Regions from separate parts of the Homo sapiens genome. Here region 1 is linked to region 2. Evidence: read pairs that join two places in POLR2A ChIA-PET (ENCODE). Cell type or tissue: MCF 10A. All regions are shown on one strand.

Region 1 (2,500 bases), 73 kb after region 2:
AAGGCATCCGTGGAACCAGCGAGGGGCCCTGGAACGGCGTTTCCAAGGCCGGCCCGCTCCTCCGTTGAGGTTAGCAGTTACCCAGGGGCCAGGAGCCACTCGGGCAAACAGCCCATGCCCCTCGTTACACAACGTTGGGGCCCTTATCTCCCCATGCCACTGTCGGTTTGCAGACATTGCGTAGTGCTACGACCACAGCCGAGACTGGCCCGCGGGAGATAGCGTCGCTGTTCACTATCAGGGAGGCAAGAGGGGAGACTGGGTTTCTATTAAAAGAGAGTTAGAGAGACGGGTAACAGTCCGGCAGACCAGCTTCAGAGTGTCACTTCCTTTGATCCTGACAGCTGAAGACCCCCTCTCCCCAGGCCCCTCTCCCAGCTTCCCCGCCCACCGAGAGGTGGCAAGGGTCCATTTCATGTCCTCTCATCAAATCTTGGTAGAGTGCCAGGTACAAGATACAGGGGAGAGGTCTCCTTAGGAGCTGATGATCACGCACTAAACTCCTTTTCAGACAGGCTCGTGAAGGCAGGGAAGGAGCAGGGGGCAGTCAGACACATGCCTAGTGGATGTCACATCAGTATGGAGCACTCCAGTCACGTCACTCTCCTTTTCAAATGCCTTCCAAGGCTCCAACTCTCCCGGGATAAAGTCCAAAAAGAAACAGCAGTTAAAACAAACAGCAGTTATATTTATTGAGCAACTACACTGTTACAGGCACTGTGCAGAGTGTGTTAAGTACACTACCCCAAATCCTCAGGCTATCCCACACAATAACTGCACTGTAGGAATGAAGAAGCTACAGTTCATGGTGTGTGTTGCTGTTGTTGTTGTTGTTGTGTTGAAATAGAGATAGGGTCTCACTTTGTTGCCCAGGCTGGAGTGCAGTGGCGTGATCATAGCTCACCACAGCCTTGAACTTATAAGTTCAAGCCATCCTCCCTCTTCAGCCACCCGAGAAGCTGGGATTATGGGCATGCACAGCTGCATTTTTAATTTTTTTTTTTTTTTTGTAAAGATCGTCTCGCTATATTGCCCAAGCCAGTCTCAAACTTCTGGCCTCACGCAATCCTCCTGCCTTGGCCTCCCAAAGCACTGGGATGACAGGTGTGAGCCACTGCACCCAGCCAGTTCACAGTCCTTGATGGCCAACATCACACAGTTTGCAAGTGGCAGCATGAAAATCTGAACCCGGGTCTGCTCAACTTCAAACTCATTTTCTCTCCATTCTTCATGCTGCCTTCTCTAATCTCTCTCCACGCATTTATAGCACCACAGTCTGACCCCAGCCTACCATTCCAGCATGAATCACCCTCATTCCTGCCAAAGAAAGTTACTCCTTGTTTTCTCCCCTGGCCCTGACCACAATTTTCCTTCTTTCTGTCCCCGTCTTCAAAACCTACTTATCCTTTAATATCCTACTCATGTGCTACTTCATCCAGGCTCCCAACATGTATCAAAATCACCCTTACACAGTTACGGACAGGACTGCTAGCTAAGTAAGGATCTTTCTTCCCCATTAGGAAAGCCCCAGGAGGGTAGACGTCTTGTCTATCTTGCTCATCACAGTATTCCCAGGGCCTACCCAGGTGCCCAGCAGACAGTAAGTGCTCAACAAGGTTTTAAAATTTAAAATGAATCACTCCAGACAGAAGTCATTTCAACTCTGAATATATATATCATAGTCTTTCCATTTCCTATTCTCTGTCATAGATATCAACATACATATTTTAACTCAAAGTATAAGCTCTTCAAGGAAAAGTCCCATGTCTTAGCAATCTTTGGGTCTCAAAACCCCCAACATAGGGCATTGTCTGTAAATCCTAAGGAGTTGATGTACATTAGTCTGCTCAGGCTCAGCAGCAGAGAGGTTAATGAGTGTCCCAGGAGGCAAGTCACCATGCCAGAAACCCCCCAGCATCCCTCACAGACAAAGATCTGAAACTGCTCTCAAGTCAGATTCTAGTCTTGCCTACCCCTTGGTAGAAGCAGAGAACAGACCTGGGCAGTCACAGGCAGGCTTGTGAAGGAAGAATTAAAGTGGGCTGGGAGTGAGGGTCCTGGTTTTGCCTCTAGCTTGCTGTGTGACCTAGGGAAAATCACAGAACCTCTCTGGACCTCCACTTACTCCTCCCAAATGAGCATGCTGCAATAAATGATTCCAAGGGCCCTTCAGCTCTGACTGTGATTCTTGGACACATTGAGAGCCCACGCCTGCAAAGCAGGTGGAGAGTGCCTTCCTCAACAGGTGGCAAGAGGAGGAATGGAGACAGGGACACTTAGACAACCTCTCTGTGCTATTCCTCAACCTTCCGAAAATAAACAAACCTTAGCTAGTGAATAAGCCAGTCCCTCTCGTTAGCCAGAACAACAAGCATGATATGAATATGGATCTGAAGTAAATAGAAGGGAGAAAGCAGATACTGAAATGGATTTTCAATAAATAACTTCCCTCTAGTTAAACCTGAATTTTTTCCCACATATGTATGCTTTCACAGATCCA
Region 2 (2,500 bases):
ATCCCTGGATCCTCAGACAGCGTAAATCACGCCCTCTGCCCAGGGACTGCAGCCAGTGAAGCACCCATTCCTGGTCTTGTCCACGGGCTTTACCACTGACACATGGACCAAGAAAAAAAATCAGATCCAATTCCAGAGGGAGGAAGGATGCAACACCCAGGACAGTCAGACAGACATAATGCTCACTGTCAAACTAGCACAGACCTCACAGGAGGCCCACAGCCTCTGCTCACCTCTGTGTAGCACTGCCTTTCCCGGGTGGTGACTGTGAACGAGCCCATGGGACCCAGGAGGGCTACACCTGTATCTTTTCTCTCTCCTACCTCCAACTTCCACTACAGTGACTGACACAAAGGAGGCTCTGAATAAGCCTGTGAATAAATTGATGCCCTTATAGACATAAGATACTTCTCTGGCATCCAGATGTTCTTAGGACTGCAATGACCCACCCCAACATGCACACCTTTCCCCTAAGGCCCAGCTTTAGAAGTGTCTTCCCTCTGTCTTGCCCCAACAGAAAGCAGAGTTTCAAGAAACTGGATAACATCATTCTATAAATGTAGGGTGGTCATAGTCATCTGCAGCTCTTCATACACATGCTCTCATTTTGCCATTACTGTGATTCTGTGAGGTGGGCTAGGCCCATGTTATCACCCCTGGGAAGACCAAGGTCCCAGTAACAACCGGTCACAGGCCCAACCTACAGCAGTGCTCCCATCCCAACTCCCAACCCCCAACCCGGGGCCTCTCCCACCAGACCCCTAGCTCAGTCACGAGCCAGCACGGGAGCTGGTAAGATGCAGGGAACCGGGTGCGCTAGCAGGGAGCCGAGCACTGGGGAGAGGCTCCAAGCTGCCGCCCACCCACACTCCTGTTGTCAGGCCCATACATGCTATTGCCGGATCCAGGATCTGGCCTCCACCTCCGCCCCAGTCTCTGCGCCATCCCTGCAACGTCCCCAGGGGCCTTGGCCCTCAGGACAGGGCAGGCGTGGCAGCCAGAAGCCGGATCTGTGGGCGGTGGGGCAGGCAGAAGGGAAAACAAGGCCCTCTATCTCCATCAAAATGTTGATGTGTTAAGACCATAGTAAAAGGCTGGAGAGCTGGTACTGACAACAGATAAAACTGCAGGTGGGGAGAGGGAGTATTACACACTCAAGCTGGCAGTATCTAGATGGTAGCAAAACCGAGCCACCCACCCTTCCAAGTCCCAGAATGAGAACCCAGCAGTGTGTCAAGACCATGTGGTGGACCCAGGTGAGCCTCCCTAGAGCCACAGTCAATGGGCTCCCACAGCATGAGGACCAGCATATGGTATCCACTGTGTACGGCCTTCTGATAGGGATCACACAAAGTTCTCTCAGCAGAGCTCTTTCTCAATCACATTGTTTTGTTTGCATGCTTTCCCTTTCCCCACTTGCCAAAGACAAATGATTTCTCAATCACAAACATACACACACACACACACCCTTATCTATGACACTGTAGGGGTACCACCCCCCCATGTTCTCTTGCTCCTTGCCATGCTGATCCACCCAAATTGAGAAATATTAACAGTACAGAACATTTTAACTGAACATTCTTAACTCTAAATAGATTTCACAATGTTGGGCACTGGGACATGTCCTAATAGCATTTTGGACAAAGTATCTTTTAAACTACATACCTAGGGGTATGTGAGTGCATGCAAACACACACGATGGTGGAGTATTCCTGTCACTTGCCCGGGCATGATAGATACTTGCTGTTCTAAGAGATGTTCTTCTATAGAGTGGCAAAGGCTCTATTCATAAGGGGTTTGGCAGGTGAACTCGCACACAGTCATGGCAAAATCTGGTGGATGGCAACATAAGGGTTTCAGTTTATTTTCATCCTTTTCTTCACCAGGGGTTTGTTAGCTCCTGGAGTGCCCACTTCTGAAGGGTGGCTGTCAAGAGGAATAGGAGGACGAACACCCATTTGGATTTATTTTCCAAAGGGACACTAGAGTGACCGGTCTTCAGATTTGGGAGCCACCACCAGGCTAAACTCCCCTCTGGGGCTCCCATCTCTTCTCCATGAGGGTTCCAAATCAAATCCCTCACCATGATAAACACTCTTGGTTTGGGTAACACCACTGCCTTTTCTCTAGGTATGAATGGATTTGCTTGGCAGTTGGTGGAAGTGGCTTATCGTGGCCAACTGGATTGGCTTGGTGTGAAAGATGACAGGCACTTGCCCTTTTACTACAGAGGTGGCAGGGTACAAAGAAGAATGCCCAGCCAGCAGCCAGAAGACCTGCATCCTCCCACCTGACTCGGCCATTAACCTTGGACAAGTCATGCTATCACAATCTCTCTGTGTTTGATCACCTATAAAGTGATGAAGATCACATCAAATATTTTGAATAGAGACAAAATTTTATCATTCAAAAGTCTTACCCATATCCTTTTACCTAGCCTACCAGGTGGTCCTCTAAGGGGCACTATTATTCTCCCTGAGCCACGTCCCACTTCTTACGG

What was found. Peaks named below come from ENCODE experiments on the same cell type or tissue, not always from the same donor. Only the 100,000 strongest peaks of a DNase experiment are listed, where the experiment ranks them.
Region 1: POLR2A ChIA-PET joins it to region 2 with 13 read pairs; 6 of 35 experiments call an interaction of 5 or more read pairs at or near these places.

The regions. Positions count from the first base shown.
Region 1 is chr11:114,080,626-114,083,125 of GRCh38, reverse strand. All of the region lies in intron 2 of ZBTB16 (zinc finger and BTB domain containing 16), which reads right to left. Among named protein-coding and RNA genes, the nearest start is that of ZBTB16, 22 kb to the right of the region's middle. In MCF 10A, no CTCF peak of the experiment used is centred here; DNase peaks (open chromatin) are centred at 645 and 1,315.
Region 2 is chr11:114,153,699-114,156,198 of GRCh38, reverse strand. The region is part of intron 2 of ZBTB16 (zinc finger and BTB domain containing 16); the gene reads right to left. Among named protein-coding and RNA genes, the nearest start is that of ZBTB16, 95 kb to the right of the region's middle. In MCF 10A, no CTCF peak of the experiment used is centred here; a DNase peak (open chromatin) is centred at 1,468.